Linked DNA regions of Homo sapiens: region 1 is linked to region 2. The links are chromatin loops, found by intact Hi-C in ENCODE. Cell type or tissue: heart right ventricle. All regions are shown on one strand. Links, peaks and the distances in the headings refer to the core of each region. The heading gives the core; the rest is flanking DNA. Region 1 overlaps CATSPERD (catsper channel auxiliary subunit delta). Region 2 overlaps RFX2 (regulatory factor X2).

Region 1 (6,756 bases), core at 1-2,500, 240 kb before region 2:
TTAAGTTCTGGGTGACATTTGTTCCCATGTGAACTAAATACTCATTTCAGAGTCCTGCACTGAGTGCTGGGGGAACAGCAGTGACCAGAGGCTGTGCCGCTGCCCTGGCGCACCTGAGTCGCCCTCTCCTACTCCCCATGGCTAGAGTGTGCTGATGGCTGTGGGCCAGAGCTGGCTCAAACTGGCTCACCAGGAGTAGACTCTCAAATATTCAGGAATCTTCAGCCTGGCCAACCTGGTGAAACCCCGTCTCTACTGAAAATACAAAAATTAGCCGGCTGTGGTGGCAGGTGCCTTTAATCTCAGCTACTCGGGAGGCTGAGGCAGGAGAATCGCTTGAACCCGGGAGGCAGAGGTTGCAGTGAGCTGAGATTGCGCCACTCACTGGCCTCTAGCCTGGGTAACAGAGCGAGACTCCATCTCAAAAAAAAAAAAAAAAATTCAGGAATCTTACACCAATCAATTTCATGTCAGTGGCTTCGAATCAGCCACAGTGGAAATATTTACACTACGGGAATTGGCAGACACTACCCAGGAGGCCTTTCCCCTCTGAGAGCCAGTTGTTAAATATTTAGCACTGACAGGTGCTGAGGAGATTATAAAGCCACATCGAAGCCATGCCATGTGGATCAGTGTGTCCCTTTGGAAGGGGGACACCAGGTGGAAATCTTCCTCATATCCTCACCCCTACTGGAAGTCATTGTCACTTATCACCTGTCCTCTCCAGTAGGATGAAAGTTCACCCCCTGAAAAAAAAACACGTGGAGGTCCTGCCTTCTCTAGAGGCCCCAGACTAGGAGGATCAGCTCCGGGGTGGCAGCAGGTGGAAGGCACTGGGTAGGGTGAGGATGTCCACCAGAGAGAGGAGACATGTGTGGGACTCTCCCGTGCCACAGGTGCTCCCTGCATCACGTGACCTGCACTGTCCCCCTCCCTGCCGTGGATTCTGTGACACCCCTGAACCTTTCCTGCCCTGACCTAGCCTCCACTGTCACCCACCACTTCCTAGTTGTTGATGGACCATTTAGTTAATTTGCCCCTTCCGCCCTCTCTAGCCAGAGCCTGGGCATTGGGGGAGAATAGGGATCCTGGTGACAGCTGCCAGAGGGCATGGAGAGGATGGCTGACTCAGAACCCATAAAAGTCGGCCTGGCACAATAGCTTACGCCTGTAATCCCAACACTTTGGGAGGCCAGGACAGGTGGATCACTTGAAGTCAGGAGTTCGAGACAAGCCTGGCCAACATGGAGAAGCTCCGTCTCTACTAAAAATTAGCCAGGTGTGATGGTGGGCGCCTGTAATCCCAGCTACTCGGGAGGCTGAGGCAGGAGAATCGCTTGAACCCGGGAGGCAGAGATTGTAGTGGGCCGAGATTGCACCACTGCACTCCAGCCTGGGTAATAGAGCCAGATTCCACCGTTTCAAAAAACAAACAAAACAAAACAAAACAAAAACCCATAAAAGTCAAAGTGGGCCAGGTGCAGTGGCTCACACCTGTAATCCCAGCATTTTGGGAGGCAGAGGCGGGCGGATCACTTGAGGTCAGGAGTTCGAGACCAGCCTGGCCGAGGTGAAACCCCATCTCTACCAAAAATACAAAAATTAGCCAGGCATGGTTGGCAGGTGCCTGTAATCCCAGATACTTGGGAGGCTGAGGCAGGAGAATTGCTTGAATTCAGGAGGCGGAGGTTGCAATGAGCCGAGATCGTGCCACTGCACTCCAGCCTGGGTGACAAGAGAGGGACTCCGACTCAAAAAAAAAAAAAAAAAGGCATAGTGGATGGAAACAGAAGTGGGTATACCCGGTCACTGCTGTGGGCCTGGTTCTCCCTCCTGTGGGTCTGAACACCTTTGCCAGAGATAAGGCGAAGTCCCCCAAAGGCAATGCCCAACAGCCTCTCCCCGCCTCCCCCCACCGCAGCTACTGTCAACTGGAGACCATCTTTAGCATCTACGTGTATGGAGCATTCCCCGTGCAGCTGGTCTCTGCTGGAGTCGTCATCCTACTGATCATCTCCAGCATCCTGGGGTCCGTTTGGCTGGCCTACAAGACCCCCAAGCTGCTACGCACAGCACGCGGCCGCAGGATCAAGAAGTGTGCGACACAGCTGTGTAGGAGATGCAAGACGGTCTGCCAGTTCAGGGCCTCAGCCACAGCCAGGGCAGGCACAGAGCCCCCGGGACGCCACCGCACTCCTCACGGAGGCAGGTCTGACCACTGAGGCCGGTCCACAGGGTCCCAACCCCTTGTCTTCAAATAAAGTATAATGTAACATAGCAGGAAGCAGTATGTATTCACCATTTTTTTTGTTTTTTGTTTGTTTTTGAAACGGAGTCTCGCTCTGTCGCCCAGGCTGGAGTGCAGTGACGCGATCTCGGCTCACTGCAACCTTCGCCTCTCAGGTTCATGCCATTCTCCTGCCTCAGCCTCCCAAGTAGCTGGGACTACAGGCGCCCGCCACCACGCCCAGCTAATTTTTTTGCATTTTTAGTAGAGACAGGGTTTCATCGTGTTAGCCAGGATGGTCTCGATCTCCTGACCTTCGTGATCCGCCCAGCTCGGCCTCCCAAAGTGCTGGGATTGCAGGCATGAGCCACCATGCCTGGCTTTTTTTTTTTTTTTTTTTTTTTTTTTTTTTAAGTATCAGTGTGGTCTCATTGTGTTGCCCAGGCTGAGAGTGCGGTGGTGTGATCACAGCTCACTGCAGCCTCAAACTCCCAGGCTTAAGTGATCCTCCCTCCTCAGCCTCCTGAGTAGCTGGGACTACAGGAACCACCACCACACATGGCTAATTTTACTTTTAGTTTTTGTAGAGACAGGGTCTCACTTTGTTGCCCAAGTTGGTCTCGAACTCCTGGACTCAAGCGATCCTCCTGCCTCAGCCTCTCAAAGTACTGGGATTATGGATGGGCCAGTGCTCTAGGGTTAGCCATCTCTCTGAGTGAGATGGAGTCTCACTCTGTTGCCCAGGCCGGAGTGCAGTGGTGTGATCTCAGCTCACTGCAACCTCTGCCTCCCAGATTCAAGCAACTCTCCTGCCTAAGCCTCCTGAGTAGCTGCGATTACAGACGCCTGCCACCATGCCTGGCTAATTTTTGTATTTTTGGTAAAGGCAGGGTTTCACCATGTTGGCCAGGCTGGTCTCAAACTCCTGACCTCATGATCTGCCCACCTCGGCCTTCCAAAGTGCTGGGATTACAGGCGTCAGCCACCGTGCCCGCCCCACCCCCGACCTTTTTTTTTTTTTTTTTTCGGAGACAGATTCTTGCTCCTTTGTCCTGGAGTGCAGTGGTGTGATTTTGGCTTACTGCAACTTCTGCCTCCTGGGCTCAAGTGATCCTCCCACCTCAGCCTCCCAAGTAGCTGGGACTACAAGTCCACGCCAGCATGCCTGGGTAATTTTGTTTTTTTACTATTTTTTTTTGTAGAGATGGGGTTTTGACATATTGCCCAGGCTGGTCTCAAACTCCTGAGCTCAAGCGATCCTCCTGCCTCAGCCTCCCAAAGTGCTGGGATTCTCAGTGAACCACTGCACCAGGGTCAGCCATCTCCTTTTAAGTGAAAATTTGGTCAGTCTCATGACTTCCGATTACTCTTTGGTTAAAAAAATATATATATAAAATATACATACATAAAAAATACATATATAAAATATATATATTAAAAATACATATAAAAATATGTATAAATACATATATATATTAAAAATACATATATATAAATACATATATAAATATATATTAAAATACATATATAAAAATATATATATTAAAAAATACATATATATATTCTGTGATCATTTTAAATTGCCCCACATAGCTACAACAGGCTGGGGCAGGGGGATCACTTGAGGCCAGGAGTTCAAGATCAGCCTGGACAACATAGCAAGACCCCCCATCTCTACAAAAAAATTTTTTTAGACATTAGCTGAGTGTGGTGGTGCATGCCTGTAGTTCCAGCTACTTGGGAGGCTGAGGTGGGAGGATCGCTTGAGCCCAGGAGGTCGAGGCTGCAGTAAGCCATGATCACGGCGCTATACTCCAGCCTGGGCAACGTAGCGAGACCCTGTCTCAGAAAGAAAAAAAAAAGCTACTGCTTGGGTCCTTGCAGACATCCACTGTGTGACCCTCACTCCACATTAATCTTCAAGAAAAGTGATCCAGGTCCTTGCCCCACTTCCTCATCAGCCAGGACCTCCCCGACACTTGGGATACCTGGTTTTAGTTTCAGAGATACCCCTAATGAGGCTTCGGGGAGAAGGAGTTGAAAAGCAGCTGAGAAAAGTGGGCTTGGGGCTGGGCGCGGTGGCTCACGCCTGTCATCCCAGCACTTTGGTAGGCTGAGGCGGGCGGATCCCCTGAGGTTAGGAGATCGAGACCAGCCTGACCAACATGGTGAAATCCCGTCTCTACTAAAAATACAATTAACCAGGTGTGGTGGTGCACACCTGTAATCCCAGCTACTCGGGAGGCTGAGGCAGGCAGGAGAGTCACTTGAACTCGGGAGGCGGAGGTTGCAGTGAGCCGAGATCACGCCATTGCACTCCAGCTTGGGCAACAAGAGCGAAACTCTGCCTCAAAAAAACAAAAGTGCACTTGGAGTCTCTCCCAGCCTGTGTCCCCACGGGTCAAACAGTGATGAATGGGGATCACTGCAGATGCCAGGAGGGCACATGGCACAGTCCCTGGGACAGGGGGACCCTGTCTTGAGGGCCACAGCTGCATGGCCCCGAGACACTACCCGGAGTTGTTTTTGTTTTTTGAAATGGAGTCTTGCTCTATTGCCCAGGGTGGAGTGCAGTGATGTGATCTCGGCTCACTACAACCTCTGCCTCCCGGGCTCAAGCAATTCTTGTGCCTTAGTCTCCTGAGTAGCTGGGATTACAGGCGCCTGCCACCATACCCAGATAATTTTTGCATTTTCTTTTTTTTTTTGAGACGGAGTCTCACTCTGTCGCCCAGGCTGGAGTGCAGTGGTGCAATCTTGGCTCACTGCAAGCTCCGCCTCCTGGGTTCACGCCATTCTCCTGCCTCAGCCTCCCGAGTAGCTGGGACTACAGGCACCCGCCACCACACCCAGCTAATTTTTTTGTATTTTTAGTAGAGCTGGGGTTTCATCGTGTTTGCCAGGATGGTCTCAATCTCCTGATCTCGTGATCTGCCTGCCTTGGCCTCCCGAAGTACTGGGATTACAGGCGTGAGAAGCTGCGCCCGGCCAATTTTTGTATTTTCAGTAGAGACAGGGTTTCACCATTTTGGCCAAGCTGGTCTCGAACTCCTGACCTCAAGTGATCTGCCCGCCTCGGCCTCCCAAAGTGCTGAGATTACAGGTGTTTGCCACTGCACCTGGCCTCCTCCTGAGTTTTTTGAATAAGGGTTTCCGGGAGAGTAGCTCCAGAGAGCAGCAGGCACAGTGCCCTACACAGAGCCGGGACCATGGTCTCTGCTCGGCCTCCAAACACCCATCAGCCTCCTGGACTCTAGGTGAGCCTCCCAGGGCCTCCCCAAGCAGAGGCCTTGAAACCCAAACTCCGGAGACCCAGGAGATCCAGCCCGCAGCCTGGGGAAGGGGTAGGCTGAAGGTTCCCATCCCAGAGGGGTGTCCTCATCCCAGGAGGCGCTGGATGGCACTCGACCTCCTGTTTCCTTATGTGTCCCTGGGGGAATGGGGTCAGCCTCTCCAGGGCCACCATGAGCGTTTCAGGGGAGGAGGGTACAGGTGGCCACTGCCTGGACCCCCAGGAGGGCTCTCGAGACCCTGATGTGGGTAAGCAGTGACGGGAACCAGCACCCGGAGGTCGTTCTTCCGAGGCTGGGCCCATCCCATTTTGGAACGAGTAGCCAGGCTGTCCCTGCCACCCCGGACCCCGAAGTGTGGCCGGGTGGGGCCCCTGACCCTCTCCTGGGCTCCAGGTGCTGTCTCCTGTCTCCATCTTGGGTGCACATGCCAGGCCCCCTGGGTGCCGTGTGCTCCCCACCCCTTCACGCGTGGGCACTGTCTCATCCCTGCCCCAGCCCCCACCCTCAGACCATCAGGTGAAGCCCCTGCACCCACCTGTCTGTCTGAACAAGAGCGTGGCCCTTCCCGCCCTGCCTGCAGTGGCTGTGGCTTCCTGGGGACAGGAGGCAGCTGGGTGGGGATCTGGAGGATGCTCCTCAAGCCCTGCCCTGATGGCTGTGTGTCTCCAAGGAAGTTCCTGCTGCTCTGGGCAGCCTTGCTTTCCCCCACCAAACAAAGGGGTGAAAACCCTTAGAACGCGTTGAGTCTGGGGGTCAGCTCCCTCGTGCCCCAGGAGGCCCCTGCCTCTGCCAGAGGAGTCTGATGTTCCAGGGCTGGGACTCAAGGAGTTTAGGGTGTCCTGTGATTCCGGGGCTCCCCTGCTAAGAGGCCTCACTGTGAGGCCGGGGGCGCTGCCTTGCCAGTCCGCGGGATGATGGGGTGAGGGGCCAGGCGTGCATCTCCAGCCCCCTCCCCATCCCCAAGGCCCCCACGTGGACATGGAGCTGAAAGGTCAAATGTGCTTTAATGCGGGGTGGCTCCCAGGTCCTCCCTGGGCCCCGGGGGAGTGGCGCTGGCTGGGCCTGCCGGCTGCCTGGCCTTCCTTCCCGGCTTTCCCTTCTTGGCCGTCGAGGCCTTTCTCTTGCCAGACAGAATGGGGGCCGGGGTGTTGGTGGCAGGGGGCCCCGGGTGGGGCGGCTGCTCCTCGTCGAGCGCCTTGAAGTTGAAGAAGTAGTCAACGTTGGACACGGTGTCCA
Region 2 (16,592 bases), core at 8,503-11,002:
GGGGTGATGCTGGCTCCGCGGAGGGTCACGGGTCATGAGCAATGCACCGCTGTGTGGGGGAGGTGAATGGTGGGAGAGGCGGTGGGGAGCGGGGCTGGGGGTGTAGAACAACTCTCTGTACTTTCTACTCAATTTTGCTGTGAACCTAGAATGGCTCTAAAAAATGAAGTCTGTTAAAAACAGTTTTAAACGGTTTTAAAAAAAGTCTGAAAAGTTAGCTGGAGGAGGTTGCATCCCAGCCTCCTGTGTCTCCTGCTAGACTCACCTCAGTCTCAGCAGAGGGGGATACCTTGGCTTTCCCAGGATGCTGGAGACTGGGGAGTTATGATGAGTTTGTTTCGTGTTGGAGAAACACCCACCCCTCCATGCTCCAGGGGAGAGCCAGCTCCTCCCAGCTCGGCCCGGCACCCACCTGGGCTTCTGGTGCATGGGCTGCTGCCGCATGGCCATGTACTGCGTGTCCTCCTGCAGCCGGTTCAGTGGTGAGTCCGGCTTCAGACGAATCCCATAGTAATGGTACTTCGAGTTGCCCCTGGAAACCAAACATCCCAGGGTCAGCTCCCTTTGCAGATGTCCTGAACAACAAGACAGGTTGGGATTCTTTTTCTTTCTTTCTTCTTTTTTTTTTTTGAGACAGAATCTCATTCTGTCGCCCAGGCTGGAGTACAGCAGTGCCATCTCGGCTCACTGCAATCTCCGCCTCCCGGGTTTAAGAGATTCTCCTGCCTCAGCCTCCCAAGTAGCTGGGATGACAGGCGTGAGCCATAATGCCTAGCTTATTTTTGTATTTTTAGTGGAGACGGGGTTTTGCCATGTTGGCCAGGCTGGTCTCAAACTCCTGGGCTCAAGTGATCCTCCTGCCTTGGCCTCCCAAAGTGCTGGGATTACAGGCGTGAGCCACTGCGCCTGGCCTCTTCTCTCTTTTTTTTTTTTTTCAGAAACAGGGTCTCACTCTGTCACCCAGGCTGGAGTGCAGTTGTGCAATCACAGCTCACTATCAGGAGGTCACTACCAGGAGGTCACTATCACTTGACCTCCTGGGATCAAGTGATCCTCCTGCCTCAGCCTCTGAGTAGCTGGGACAGCTGGCGTGTGCCAACACACTCGGATGGTAGAAGTGATCCTCCTGCTGCAGCCTCTGAGTAGCTGACGTGTGCCACCACACTCGGATCTTGACCTTTCACTTTGGCCTCTCTGGTTCAGCATTTCCTGAACTGTGTGAGGAATGTGATCAAGGAATTCTGTACATAATGCCGTTGTCATAGAGAGTCCTCTCTCACAGGCTAGTATAATAAAGGCTCGGACAAGTCCTGTGCTGAGAACACCAGGTCAGCTTTGTTGAGCTCCACATGGCTTATCTCCATTATTATTACCATTATTATTAACAACTCTTCCCCACCCCCTTCAATCATCTAGTAACACGTTTTGGAATAAGGCACTGTTTGGGAACCATTACATTAGTTTATTACGGGAGAATGATGATCAGAGGGCTTTAAACAATTTAGTTCAGAAAACAGCTCACAGAGTCCTTACAGGAGGGAAGCATTAACCCACAGACATGGCTGTGGAGACACCCAGCTCACAGGATGCCATTTCTCCAGAGCTGGCAACAGGGACATGCAGGAAGCACCTGGGTCCTTTCTTTTTCTTTCTTTCTTTTTCTCTTATTATTATATTTTTGAGACAGTCTCACTCTGTTGCCCAGGCTGGAGTGCAGTAGTGCGATCTCGGCTCACTGCAACCTCCCTCTCTCCCAGGTTCAAGAAATTCTCCAGCCTCAGCCTCCCCGATTAGCTGGGATTACAGGTATGTGACACCATGCCTGGCTAATTTTTTTGTATTTTTAGTAGGGACGGGGATTCACCATGTTGGCCAGGCTGATTTTGAACTCCTGACCTCAAGTGATCCTCCTGCCTTGGCCTCCCAATGTGCTAGGATTACAGGCGTGAGCAACCATGCCCGGCCCTTCTTTTCCTTTTTAAATTTCATTGCAATAGCAGACAGCCTGGGCCCTTTCTAGATGAGGTACATGTTTAGCCAGGTGCTCGGAGGAGGGAAAACGGGGGGAAATCAGCCTTAATCCTGAAGCCAGCAGCTGGGATACTCTGCAGGGGAGGCCCCTCCAGGAGCAGGGGCTGTGTCCCCAGAGACCAGGCTTCCCTGTGGCTTCCTCCCGCTTCTGTCCCTCCTCTACGCATCCACATTCCCTAAGGACATTCCCTGTGAAGGATGAAAAAGTGTCAGAGAATAAGGGACTCTGGTCCTCGTGGATCCACCGCCACGCCGTTTATAGACAGCCAGGACACCGGCTTTGAGAGCACGTGAGTCAGCCCCAACCCCACAAAAGCAGATGCCAAGCCTCGCTGGCCACAGGATCACAGCCTCAGCAGGCAGCAGCCTACTGCACTCTCTGGGCCACCAGCTTTGGGTTGGAGGTGCTGCTGTTTCTTTCTGTTAGAGGAGAGTTGGCATAATTGCCTGTGATAAGTCTGTGGCCTGTGATGTCCCGGGGCTGCCATAGGCCAAGAGAAGGCGGGGTGGATTGGTCCAGGTACAGCAAAAGACACCAAGAGGCCGGGCACAGTGACTCACACCTGTAATCCCAGAACTTTGGGAGGCTGAGGCAGGCAGATCACTTGAGGCCAAGAGTTTGAGACCAGCCTGGCCACCATGTCGAAACCCTGTCTCTACTAAAAATATAAAAATTAGCCAGGCGTGCTGGTGGGGGCCCGTAAATCCCAGCTACTTGGGAGGCTGAGGCAGGAGAATTGGTTGAACCCAGGAGGTGGAGGCTGCAGTGAGCCGAGATGACGCCACTGCACTCCAGCCTGGGTGACAGAGCAAGGCTGTGTCTCAAAAACAAAACACTGAGAAATGGTAAATCCAGCTCTGCTGGATAAACCAGAGGCTACATTTTGTTTGTTTGTTTGTTTGACACAGGGTCTTGCTCTGTCACCCAGGCTGGAGTGCAGTGGTGCAATCGTGGCTCACCGCAGCCTCAACCTCCTGGGCTCAAGTGCTCCTCCCCTCTCAGTCTCCCAAATAGGTGAAATTACAGGTGTGCAAATACGTGTGCACCACTATGCCTGGCTAATTTTTAATTTTTTTGTAGAGATGAGGTCTTGCTATGTTGCCCAGGCTGGTCTTGAACTCCTAGTCTCAAGTGATCCTCTTGCCTCGGCCTCCCAAACTGTTGGGATTTCAGGTGTGCACCACCACACCTGGCCCAGAGGCTGCTCTAAAACAAAAAAAGAAAAGTATTGTTTGGGAAATTTCAAAAGGAGAGAGAAAACCAGAGTGATCCCCACGTCCTATCACCGGCTTCTAAAGCCGACACCGTGGGCTACACCTGGCCACAGCCAAGGCTGCCGCCAATTGAAAGTAACTGCAAGCACTCCAGAGGTGGCTGCGAATCAGGCCACCTGGAAAGGAGGAGGAAGCCTCGCATTTTCCCAAAAGCTCCATTTCTTGGGAAAGGAAGAGGAAGAACAGGTGGGCTGGGGATCGTCTACCCACCTGGTGCCCAGCCGCCGCGTTCTCAGCCCCATAAACACAGAACGGATCAGTTTCCCGAAGGAGGCGGCGTTCACTGGGTCTAGCTTGTGCTCCTGGCAGTGCCGAAGGTAGTGGTTGTAAAGAGAACTTCTGGGGAGACTCACACCTTCCGCTGTTTCATAATTATCCAACAGCCACTGGAGCTGTAAAAAGAAAGACACGTCTGCGTTTGTCAGAAGCCTGAGGAACGCTAACATGCCAACGTGGACTCATTAAGAGAATTACTTGCGTTCCCTGTGTTACCAAATGGGATGAGGAAATCCATCTTTTCTTTCTTTTTGAGGCGGAGTCTTGCTCTGTCACCCAGTCTGGAGTACAGTGGCGCAATCTCGGCTCACTGCAGCCTCTGTCTCCTGGGTTCAAGCAATTTTCCTCCCTCAGCCTCCCAGGTAGCTGGGATTACAGGTGTCCGACACCACATCTGGCTAGTTTTTGTATTTTTAGTAGAGACGGGGTTTCACCATGTTGCCCAGGCTGGTCTCAAACTACTGACCTCAGGTGATCCGCCTGCCTCAGCCTCCCAAAGTGCTGGGATTACAGGCGTGAGCCACCGTGCCTGGCCAGAAATCCATCTTTATGGTCACTGATTTGAGTTCTCTAAGCAGATTAATGAATCCCTCATTTTCTTTTGCTTATTGATTCTTTCATGTTTAGCCTGGTTTTCAGGTTCCTGGACTTAATTTGTAAACATCTGGGTGTGATCAGGAACTATTAGCTTCTGTCTTCAGTCCCTTAAATGAAATACCCACACACCACACAGGCTTTAACACCAAATCGCTCCCCAACATACAGGAATGGAGAGAAATTCTGTTGCTGAACAGGAAGATTGAAGAAGACTCGGGGGCCCCACAGCCCTGTGTTCTGTAGTGAGCAGTGAGCTAACATGTACTGAGATCCCTTATTGAGGGAGGTACAAATGGAAATTCAGTAAAATACACAAATGCTTATATGCACGGTTTTGTGTCTAAGTCAAAAGGCAGGACATAGCTACTTGGGAGGCTGAGGTGGGAGGATTGCTTGAGCCCAGGAGGTTGAGGCTGCAGTGAGCTAGGGTCGCGCCACACTGTACTCCAGCCTGGGCGACAGGGCAAGACTTCGTCTCTTTCAAAAAACGAAACAAAACAAAAAGATGGGCTAAATGAGTCCCGAGCCAAGGACTATGCCTCGAGAGGTGAACATCCAGTTAGAAGGGCTGCGAGAACTGTCCACACGAAGAGCTCAGTCCCCACACTGGGCATGGACGCAAAGGTGGCCTGCCCACCAACTGATGCCCTCACCCAGGTGCCTTAAAGACTGCGGCTTAATTCTGGTTTCCACCTCTCCCTCTGCTATCGTCTGTCCCCTGATCCAGAGAGGTCTGCTATGTGAATACAAAAGGCTTGCACTGATGCCTGCGATTTGCAGAAAGACAGGAATTCCACGCACAGAAGCGAGGCCCGAGTCCAGATCCCATGTCAAGAGCGTCGGGGGAAACCAGCTGTCTCTACCTGGTCCCCTTTGTGCGAGGCTGTCAGCTGCTTTGTCTAGGCTGAGCCCCGCTTCCAGAGCTCCGAAGGGCTCCTGCTGCCTGGGCCCTTCAGAGTGGGCAGTGCTGGGTCCTCAGCCCTCCCCCACCGGGCATGTTGGGCTCCTGCACAGCCCTTGGCCTGGGAAGCCCTTGTCCCTGTGCCCCGCACACCCCACAAGACACAAAGTAGGCGTGTCCCCTGGGAAATATCTGTCCACTCACCACAGCGTACCCATGGCACCCCCCCGCCCCACTGTCACGTTTGCCTGTCTGTTTGCCCCATCCCCACCCCCCCAACTCAGCATTAGAAGCTGGGGAGGAAGAAAGCATTCATCTCCCTTTAATTATTTATTTATTGAAATGGAGTCTCACTCTGTCACCCAGGCTGGAGGTGCAGTGGCGCAATCTTGGCACACTGCAACCTCCACTTCCAGGCTTCAAGTGATTCTTCTGCCTCAGCCTCCTGAGTAGCTGGCATTATAGGCATGCACCACCACATCTGGCTTATGTTTTTTGTATTTTTAGTAGAGATGGGATTTTGCCATGTTGGCCTCGAATTCCTGACCTCAGGTGATCCACCCGCCTTGGCCTCCCAAAGTGCTGGGATTACAGGCGTGAGCCACCGCGCCCGGCCTTCATCTCCTTTTTATGAAATAGTGCTATGGGGTGGTTCTGACGAGCCCTGCACCAGCGACCAGCACCTCAGAACCCCTTTTATCTCATCTAAGACCCACTCGATCCAGCCTGTCCTGGCCCCTCCAGCCCTAACAGGGGTTGACCCAGGGCCACAGTGGAGTGAGGACCTGCCCTGGGTTCTGGAACGTTTCACAGGAGGACAAACAGGTCAAAGGTTCAGGTGAAGGGGTGTGTGGGGCCTGAACGCGGAGGTCTCTTAAGCCGAATTGCAGGTGAGCTGCGGGGCTGAGTTCCATTTTAGGAAGGGGGAAGTTAAGTCTTGGGCTGGAGTTCAGGGTAGAGATTGGGACCAGATGTGTTACTTTGGAACCAAAGAGCTGAGGACAAAACCTCCAAGGGGTGGGAAGAGTCAGTCACCCAGCAGGGGCACTGCCCACGTGGGTGTTGAGGATGAAGAGGAGCAAAGCGTAAGCCTCGAAGTGTGGGTCCAACCTCACGTCCTGCCTCTGGGGCAAGCCAGGAGGGCTTCAGACCTCCTGACCACAAGCTCCCCTCCAGCTCTGCTCCTGCAGGTAAGTCCCGTGGCCAAACATCCCTCCTTACCAAAGGGACAGGAGTGGTTCCTGCCACAATCCCTGAGCTTGGATTCCGGTTCCCTGGCCGCCCCTGAATCACTCAAGTAGCCTATCACCTCCTCCTCAGCACCAGGGACCCCTCGCCCTCTTGCTACCACAAAGTCTGCCTCCTGCCGCCTGCAGGGCCCTGTGTGAAGTGCAGTGTCCCCCACCCCCCCGCCATGAGTGCAGGTGATCGTTAGCAGTTGCCATCGTTAGCAGGTGCCAATTTCATCCGTCCAGCATTGGGTGCCATGTGCTTGGCTGTGCCCATAACCACAGGGAGGGACCCCCGCCCTCTTGTCCTTTGAATAAGGGGCAGTTAAAACAAAGGACCCTGAGAAGGGCCCGGAGTGGAGACTTCATCTCTTCCTCACTTGCCTCTTTGGGAAAAGGGACATCAGAGTTTTCACTTTCCATCAAGTCATTCACACCCTTCATCTTCCGACTTTCTGGACTGGACTTTTTCCAATACAATGGAGGCAGTGTTGCTTTTTTCTCCTCCAAAGTCCGGCTCTGGCAGAGTGCTTGGACCCTTAAGAGCTTAAGAGCTCCGGAGTCTTCCCTGTATTTAATGCTATGAATACTATGAACCACAACCTTGATGTTGAAGTTAGTGTGTGAGTATGTGTGTGTGTGTGTGTGTGTGTGTGTGTGTGTATATACTTTTATATACTTTTTTTTTTTTTTAGAGACAGGGATATATATATATATATATATTTAGAGATAGGGTCTCATCCTGTCACCACCCCAGGCTGGAGCGCAGTGGTGCAATCATGGCTCATGCAGCCTCCAACTCCCGGGCTCAAGTGATCCTCCTGCCTCAGCTTCCAGAAGTGTTGGGATGACAGTCGGGAGCTGCAGTGTGGGCCCTGAAGCTTTTCTTCCCAGTGGCTTCACCGTCCGGATTTGTCATGTGTGCTGATTGATTTATCGCCTGTTCCCCGCAGACTATGCTCTCCCTGAGGGTGGAGACGGAGCCAGGTTTGCCCATGTGAGCATCTGCAGGATCCTGGAGATGTCTCAAGCCTGGCAGCAGAGAAAGACTGTCCAAGGAGGTAGATGGGGAGCAACAGAGGGTGTCTGGGTGAAGAAGCCAGAGGCTTCCCTTGGTCATTCTGAGGCTGGGGGCACAGGTGCCACTTCTTAGACTGTCCTCCACAGGCAGCAGGAGCCAAGGCCAGTGACACCACATCTCAAGGAGCCAAATGACGATGCGGATTTTCAGGCTAAAACTGTGAGGCCAGATTTTGCGGGCGGTGAGCTGGAAGGAGCACTGGACTAGGAGTCCTGAGAGGTTAGAGTATAAGACTCCATCCACCAGGAGGACATACTGGCTCACACATAAAAAGAAAGTTTTGGAACAGATGATCCTTCTGCTGTTTACCCCCGAACCCCCAGGCTATTTAAGAGTAGAATCCTTTGCTTGGGTAATTACGTTGACATTGACACTAAAAGGATGCATAGTTGTCTTGACAGCAAGTCCTTCTTGCTCAACATCAAGAAACCACAGAGAAGACTGAAGCGGCTGGAACAGTCGCGTCTATTTCCTCCCTCTTCTGTGTTGATGAACTTCTGGGAGGAGAATGGGGTTAGAACCGAAGTATGGCTTGCAGACTCTGTTCAGGGTCTACGCCTCACCAGCAGGCTGGGAGCCACTTATGCACCGGGCCTTCCCATCCCTCGGTGCTGGAGCCCACACCTGGCGGCACGTCAGACTGCGGCAAGCATCACAGGTCAGTTCCGTGAAACCGACCACGAGGGTCCAGCCGCTCCAACCACACTCGCCCACCTCCCCTGCTCTTGAGGGCTCGGGTACCTTCATGCCAGGAAAGGCAGCAGCTGGACGGAGTCACCTTTCTGGTTTGGGCATGTTCTGCAGTCTGCTTTGTCTGCTGATATTTGCATTCTTTCTGTGTCAATATCAAACACAAATAAGCAGAACGCTTTCCAAGGAAATGTACATGTGTACCCACATTTGCCACAATCTGTCAGGACAGCACACTTCTTGATGAAATGGATCAAATCATTCCTTTTAAGGAAAAAAAATCCCGAAATGCCAGCGCCTCCCTCTCCCCGGCCCCCCAACAAAGGCCTGTGGTTCTGGGCTCTTTGCAGGCACAGCCCCTGTGGACAGATATCCTCACCTGCCGGTGGGAAGGCAGGGATCATGCCCACCTACCTGGCCCCCTTTGTCTCCTAAGATACTTGTTTCTATTCCTGGGGGCAAATTTGCCTGACACTGGCTCCTGGTGGTGAGTTAGAGTCTCACCGGGCCATACACTAGCAGCTCGGGCAGCTATTCCAACCGTCCAGGTGTGCCCTGTGTTGACATAATCCGACTTGGAACATCCACCTTTTCACCCATTCCACAAATATTTACGAGAGCTGGCTCTATGCCAGGCCTTGTTTAGGTGCTGGGGATGCAACGGCGAATAAAAGACAAAAACCCCTGCCCCCTGGAAGCGTCCGTTCTTGTCTGGCAGAGACCCACAATAAATAAGTAAAATGAACCGAATGAGGGCTGATGCCGAGTGCCGTCAGAGAAATTCACCTGGGAAAGGGGATGGGGTCGCCGCCACGGAGGGACTGGAGGGAGGACTGCAACGGTATAGTAAGTTGAGGTGGGGTGGGGGTGTCAGGCAGGGCTCACTGAGAAAGTGCCCACTGAGTGAAGACTCAGAGGAGGTGAGGGGGAGCCTGGGGAAGAGAGCTTCAGGCAGAGGGCCCCACAGTGCAAAGGCCCTGGGGCAGGTCCGAGCCTGGTGCATTGGAGGAATAGCGAGGAGGCCCGTGTGGCTGGAGCACAGTGAGGAGTGGGAGAGAGCGGGTCCTGCAGGGCCTTGTGGGCCATTTTGACAACACTCGGTTCTACTTGGAGGGCCAAGGGGAGCCCTGGAGGCTTCCAAGCAGAGCAGTGTGGCGATCTGACCTGGGTTTTAGCAGGATCACTCTGGTGGCTGCTGTGAGAAGGGGCTGGAGGCTGGGTAGGGGTGGGTGCTGACGGCTGGCTAGGAGGTGGCCGAAAGAATCCACAGGGACAGTGGCGGCTCGGGAAGTAGTCGAAGTGGAGGAGGTGGGGGGTGCCACCTGGTTCTGGATCTTTCTTGAAGGTGAGGTTGAAGAGCATCTGGGGGTGGGCATGAGAGGAGCAAGGAGGCGAGGACGCAGTGGGGTTGGGGGCCGAGCGCCTGGAAGATTGGCTGCCCCTGCCTCAGATGGGACCGTGGGCGGGAGGCGCAGGGGTTGTGGGAGGCGCAGGGGTTGTTGAGGGTGGAGGCCACGCACTGAGCTAAGACACTAATCCGAGGCAGGCAGGAATTCCAAGGGAAAACAGCGGCACTTCTGGACAGAGGCCCCTTCTGAGGAGCTGCCGGCTCTAGCAACCCCACTGTGGCCTGCAGGACAGCACGGCCATCGTGCCAGGCTACACAGGTCACCAGCTGAAGGCTAAATGACCTTTGACAATGTGTGTTTCTTGATTTCAAAGCAAAAAGTCACATAACCCAAATACGACTCTTCCACACGCAGCTCTCTCCCGCAGGGTGTGCAAGTGATGTGTTTACTTTAGCAGACAGCGCCACCTCATGGTGACAGAGACTCGGTGAACCTGCTACGGGGTCCCGGTCGGCTGGTAGCCTGAGGGCAGCCCGGTGGCCCCCAGGGGCTGAGGCCGCCTCTTCTGCTCAAGTCGGTGGCCTGCCACACCCGGTCGGGTGAAGACATGTTTCATCCCCAGCCCCGGCTCCGTCCCCTTCCCTCTGGAAGAGCTAATCCCCATTTTCACGGCGCCATATCATGCCCTTTTCCAGTTTGGACACTGCTAGGGGGCCTCCTCCTCCCTGGGAGTTTCCACGCCAGGCTGACCATCAGCTGGCTGGAAGGTTCTTCCAATGTGCAGACCTCCAGGCCCTGCAGACCCCCTGGGTCCAAGCCCCTAGAGGGGAGGCCTGGGAAGCTCCTGTTGACCGGCTGGGTCTGGACAATGCTGTCTCGTTTTACCAGGCTCCCAGCACCTGAATACACCTTCCCTCCTGAGACAGCGCAGAGGAGGGAACCAGCTCCGCGGAACACGTGGCCAGCTCCGCTCAGAGATGTCTGTGAGGGGTTCCCTAGGTGGGTTTCCCACGTCTTCCACCTTCTGCCCTCAAATGCTAAGCTCCCTGGAGTGACTTTTCCTCCTTTTTTACTCCCTATGTTCGGCACTGACCTGGCCAGAACCCTGCACACGGTAGACGGTGGTCTGACGTCACCAGCTGGCAGCAAGGAAGAGGCGCACAGGCCCTGCTGCTGGGGCGACCTGCCTGGGGCTGTCTGAGAAGGGAGGTCTGGGAGGCCACTGGGAAAATGGGTCTCCAGGGCCCAGCTGCTCCCACACACTTGGCTTATCTGCCACAGGGTCAGGCTGGCAGGGGAGGTGGCACTGTGGCTGTGCCCCCGCCTGACCTGCAGAAGGCCGCTGCCCACCACGACCTCAGTCTCAGCCACAGGCAGCCCTGGGGACAATCGTTGCAAGGGCACGTCACCCCGTCCATCAGCAGATCACGTGCTTTAACTCCTCTCTTCCTCTCTGGCTCTCACATTTGCCAAAACAAGATCTAAGTTTATTCTGCCCGTGTGTGTGGTGAACTTTTTAGAAAGATCTTATTTTACTTCCTTTGCTTCGAGTCACCAAGCCCGGAATCTTACTGATCACAGCTCATGACAGAAGGAAACAACTCAACAGCGAATCATCAGTGAGTAAAAGAAACGAGAGATTTTACCTTCAGCTCGGGAATACGAATCTTCATCGGGGAAGCGACCTGAGAAAGTCTGCCTTTCGGATGAAGTGTTAGAAAGCAGGAAGGATCCCAGCAGCCAGAGACAAGCGGCTCATGCATTTTCCCATAGACATTTTTTCTTTTTTTTTTTTGAGATGGAGTCTCGCTCTGTCTCCCAGGCTGGAGTGCAGTGGCGCAATCTCAGCTCACTGCAACCTCCGTCTCCCAGGTTCAAGCGATTCTCCTGTCTCAGCCTCCAGAGTAGCTGGGACTACAGGCATGTGCCACCACGCCCGGCTAATATTTGTATTTTTGGTAGAGATGGGGTTTCGTCATGTTGGTCAGGCTGGTCTGGAACTCCTGACCTCAAGTGGTACACCCGCCTTGGTCTCCCAAACTGCTGGGATTACAGGCGTGAGCCACCGTGCCCAGCCCATTTTCCCATAGACATTTTAACTCTCCCGTGGACTTGCTGCCTGTCCAGGCTCTGCACCCCCATCCTGCCTGGGTCACGCAGCCCTCTCGCCCAGGGCTGATACCCTGGACCCGCATGGGTTTGCGTTCAGGCTGAAGATGGCCTGATCCTTGCTGAATGGGGAATGGTATTCTGCACATTTTCCCATGTATGTGCTCTGAGTTTAAGACTGGGGGCTGGGGAGATCCTCTCTCCAAGCACGTGTGGAAGACTCCCTTCTCCCTGAGTTCATCTACAGGGAGGATGTCATCCAGCAGTGACAGATGACAGGATGACCATGTCCTACCCAGCCTGGAGAGGGGCGGGGCACTGAGCAGGGGTCTGGCATGGTGTTTGTTTTGTTTTGTCTTTTTTGCTTCAAGACAATCGGCAGAAGGAAATATTTCTGCCATTTCTTCTAGTGACCAGCCCCCTGAGGCAAAGGGCAGAGGCCTCGTCAGGGGCTGCGGTGAGCAGGTGACCACACCTGTACCTAACCCATAACCCAGGTTTCTGGACCTGTCCTACATCACTTTCTGCCCCCAGAATCACTCACTGCCTTTTGATAACGCCTCATTTTACACATCGGCCAGCACAGAAGTCAGGATGGAATCACAGTGAGGACGGGAGTGAGGACGGGATCACGGTGAGGACGGGAGTGAGGACGGGATCACGGTGAGGACGGGAGTGAGGACGGGATCACGGTGAGGACGGGAGTGAGGACGGGATCACGGTGAGGACGGGAGTGAGGACGGGATCACGGTGAGGACGGGAGTGAGGACGGGATCACGGTGAGGACGGGAGTCAGGACGGGATCACGGTGAGGACGGGAGTCAGGACGGGATCACGGTGAGGACGGGAGTCAGGACGGGATCACGGTGATGACTGGGGTCCACTGAAGGGGACTTCTTCTCTGATGTCTGAATTCTCAAGAGAATGTCAGAGCCCAGTTTAAGTGCTAGAGAGCAACTACTAGAAGGACATTCTGACTTCGATGGCCCGTCCCAGTGTTAAGATGCCGAACACATTTCCAGCTATGTGCAAAACCGAATCAAGAGCGTTTGGGGAGAAGTGAAAGCGATGAGTCTGAGGGGGCCAGAGCTTTCCTTCTCTGTTGTCCCTGGAAATAAAGACGGAGCCTGCCACGTCCCCCAGTCCCATCCTGCTACAGGGCTGTGCAGAGCTGAGATGCCCCCAACCTCCTGTCATGGGGACTGTGATCACGGTCTTCTCCCAAGAGACAAGGGGAGGAGAAAAATCCTAGACGCTAAAATCTGTATGAATTAGCTGCTTTATGCTTTTCTCAAATTACTGTTTCTTTCCAAGAGAGGATCCCAAGAAAATTAGCTAAGAGTCTAAGGCATTCCCGATCCTATGTCATTTTCTCTCTTTTTTGTTGCTGTTGCTGATTTTTGTATTGTTTTTATTTTTCATATATAACTATACTGCTTATCACCTGCCAGGTATTGTTGAAAGTATTTTACGTACATTAAATAATTTACTCCCTATGACAACCCGAGGAGGTAGGTGTTGTTATTATCTACCTTTTACAAATAAAGAATCTGTCTTGATTTCTCCTTCATTGCTGAAGGGTATTTTTTGCTGGATGTAGGATTCTAGATTGGCTTCCCCTCAACCACCTTTCACAAATGACACTTTAAAGGTGTCATTTTATTGTCTTCTTCTTTTTTTTTTTTTTTTTTTGAGATGGAGTCTCACTCTGTTGCCCAGGCTGGACTGCAGTGGCGTGATCTCGGCTCACTGCAACCTCTGCCTCCCGGGTTCAAGCGATTCTCCTGCCTCAGCCTCCCAAGTAGCTGGGATTACAGGCGCCCACCACCATGCCCAGCTAATTTTTCTATTTTAATAGAGACGGGGTTTCACCATGTTGGCCAGGCTGGTCTCAAACTCCTGACTTCAAGTGATCCACCCGCCTTGGCCTCCCAAAGTGCTGGGATTACAGGTGTGAGCCACCGCACCTGGTTGCCTTCATTTGTCTTAAAAATGTCTATGCAGGTTACAAGCAGAGCAGGGACAGGTTGCCAGGTCAGACGCACACTTACATGGCTGTTGAGTAAACCGCTTTTGTGTGATGTGATTCCTTCGCTTTTTTGGAGGTTTTCAATCGCCATTTCAAGCTAAAGAAAATGTGTGCAGAAACAAAACAAAACAAAATGGAAAAAAAAAAAAAGGAAATCAGATGGTTAGCATCAGCCAAGATTTGTTTTTATTAATATCCAAATAATGATTCGAGCTCCTACAAAATAAAAATGAGGCTCCACGCAGGCAGGGCGGGGGTGAGTTAAATTGTGCATGAAAGCTGCGGTAGGGAGTGTTGCTTCGCACACGTAGGTAAGCCCGAGAGCCCGTCCAACAGAAGCAGCAGAAATCATGTTGTAAAAACTTGCTACTGAACTTTAACCTGGCATATGTGTGTGCACGCCGTAGCATTAATATGCAGCCACTGCATCCATTCCAGTGTCAGCCAAGCCAGCATCATAGTCACCTGCTCCTTTCCCCACGCCACATCGATGGGGAACCAGAATGAAAGCAAGGAGAGATGGCAGCCTTGACTCCCCAGCCAGGCTGTCCTGTCGCAAATCCCAGGGTCTCCCCGCTGCTGGAGGCTTTGGGAAAATAGCAGCGAGGCCAAAGACTCAGACCCTGCCACCAGGAGGCCGTAGGATCCAGGGCCACTGGACACTGTCTGGCGAATGTTTACCCAGTGGGAGCTGTGCGAAGAAGATTTTTGGAAAAGAGAAAAGAGTTTTGGAAGAAAGAGTTGGGCAGCTAACAGCAGAACTTCCTGGAGGAAGGGGCTTTTGAGTTGGATCCTGAAGGACCTGATGGAGGTGGGGAGGGAGGTGGGCGGCAGGTCCACGCGATGGAGGAGGCACACAGCTGTGCGTGGCCACTAAGGCATTCGCACGCATTTGGTTTGTCCTAGACTCGCACACGGAAAACAGCGACGTAAAATCTGCTGCAGCCCACCCTGACGACCAGAGGACTGAAGCGGGAGGAGATGAACTTGAAGTATATGCTTCCTTTCTTAAGGAGGCCAAAGACTTGACACTTCTGCAAAGAGCAGGTTGAGTGTGTATTTCAGAGAGCAGGCGAGCGGAGCTGAGTTCAAGAATGAGAGGGTAACTGCTTCTCCCACGGCCTCCGACCACGGTGGTTCTGCCTTCTCTCATTAGCTACCCTTGCTTCAAGCCAAGGAGGACGTCAGGGTCACCTTTAAGAAGTGCAGAAGGTACACTGGAGGACCAGGGGAAAGTAGGATGGTGAGACCTCTCCCACCCATCAGCCTCAGGGTGCAGGCGATGAGAAGGCAATCGCCACCTCTATGATAGAAAAAACACACATGCCACCCCCATGTCTTGGGGCCATTCTGATCTGCAGCTTGGGCAGCCACGTGAGTACTGCCCTGTGGCACCTTCCCTGTGGGACATCGCTCACCTATGGGTGCCGGGAGAGCAGAGTGCATGACCTCTGGAAGTCTGCCCTAATCTCAGGGGGCCTTGTCCAGTGCCCAGCAGACTGGGAAGGAGAAGAAAACACTGTCTCTCCAACATAGTGGGTCTCAATCATTTGGTCTATTAAAAAATACACTATTACAAAATTTTGAGATTTCACCACCCACCCCTGAAAAAGAGCTTTATTTACTTATCTTTTTCTTGAGCCAGAGTCTTACTCTGTTTCCCAGGCTGGAGTGCAGTGATGTGATCTCGGCTCAGGGCCACCTCTGCCTCCTAGGCTCAAGTGATTCTCATGCCTCAGCCTCCTGAGTAGCTGGGATTATAGGCATGTGCCACCACACCCAGCTAATTTTTGTATTTTTTAGCAGAGACGGGATTTCTCTACGTTGGCCAAGCTGGTCTTGAACTCCTGGCCTCAAGTGATCCGCCCACCTCGGCCTCCCAAAGTTCTGGGATTACAGGCATAAGCTACCACACCCTGCCTGCTTTTGTTTTTAAAAGTTAAATGTATTATTTCCCTTATTAGAAATCAAAATAGATAATTTTTAAAAAGATGTATTAATTCATTAAAAAATAATAAACCCATTATAGGTTAACACTTGAAGAATAGGTACACTTTCCAAATTAAAAAAAAAAACAACAAAACCAAAAGAAGAGTGGAATGATTCCGCATCTTCACAAATCTGTAGAGTGCGTGACTTACAGAAGACAACTCTACACATCTACTTCTGTATCTCCATCTGTTATTGTATACTGTTTTAGTTGAAGTACATTGAAAAAACTTGGCCTCACACAGATATATAGTTGGAAAAGGAGCACTGTTTTAATAGCCTTTTCAGATAACTGGGGATATTTTTACTTGATACTATAGCAACACTTGACAGCTGGTAATTTCTTAAAGGTTAGCTGCAATGTGGAATCTGAAACCATATCAACGAGCTTTTCATCCTCAGTTACATTAAAATCCATTAATCTTGAGCTGACATCCATGACAATGGCAGAGTAAGGAACTCTAGAACCCATCCCTTCACAAAAGCAGTCAAAAAATGGGCAAAAATTGTCAGAATCGACTTTATCAGAACTCTGGAAATGAATTAAAAGATTATGGCAAACAGGTGAACCCTTAATTAAAAAAAAAAAAGATGAAACTTGGCATTTAAGGAAATTTTCGTCAGATCACTAGCTGACCACTAAGGTAACTGAATAGAGATTTTGGCCGGGCACGGTGGCTCACGCCTATAATCCCAGCACTTCGGGAGGCTGAGGCATGTGGATTGCTTGAGGCCAGGAGTTCAAGACCAGCCTGGCTAACATGGTGAAACCCTGTCTCTACTAAAAATACCAAAAAAAATTAGGTGGGTGTGGTGGCACATGCCTGTAATCCCAGCTTCTGGGGAGGCTGAGGCAGAAGGATCGCTTGAATCCGGGAAGCAGAGATTGCAGTGAGCCAAGATCACACCATTGCACTCCAGCCTGGCCAACAGAGTGAGACTGTCTCAAAAAAAAAAAAAAATGCAGATTTTACAAAATTAGTTCAGAAAGGTCATGAAACAAACGATCAACAACACCTATAAGCAGCAACAGCAA

The links. A loop is a pair of places that touch in the nucleus more often than their neighbours do. Peaks named below come from ENCODE experiments on the same cell type or tissue, not always from the same donor. Only the 100,000 strongest peaks of a DNase experiment are listed, where the experiment ranks them.
Region 1: a loop joins it to region 2, with 6 times the contacts of the local background. A loop is called at or near these places in 18 of 110 quality-filtered maps.

What each region holds. Positions count from the first base shown.
Region 1 is chr19:5,776,455-5,783,210 of GRCh38, forward strand. CATSPERD (catsper channel auxiliary subunit delta) reads left to right here. Exons shown (of 22, transcript NM_152784.4): 22 at 1,922-2,280. The coding sequence ends at 2,222. PRR22 (proline rich 22) reads right to left here. Exons shown (of 3, transcript NM_001134316.2): 3 at 6,506-6,756. The coding sequence ends at 6,524. Among named protein-coding and RNA genes, the nearest start is that of PRR22, 4.9 kb to the right of the region's middle. RefSeq lists a silencer at 4,278-4,456. In heart right ventricle, for the core only: no CTCF peak of the experiment used is centred there; no DNase peak of the experiment used is centred there.
Region 2 is chr19:6,012,574-6,029,165 of GRCh38, forward strand. It overlaps RFX2 (regulatory factor X2), which reads right to left. Exons shown (of 18, transcript NM_000635.4): 6 at 13,590-13,664; 7 at 3,517-3,698; 8 at 413-532. It overlaps RANBP3-DT (RANBP3 divergent transcript), which reads left to right. Exons shown (of 4, transcript NR_046376.1): 3 at 7,263-7,370; 4 at 7,477-7,790. Among named protein-coding and RNA genes, the nearest start is that of RFX2-AS1, 42 kb to the right of the region's middle. RefSeq lists enhancers at 2,437-2,936, 5,813-6,314. In heart right ventricle, for the core only: CTCF peaks have their summits at 9,907 (motif pointing left) and 10,107; a DNase peak (open chromatin) is centred at 9,898; H3K27ac peaks cover 1,293 bases.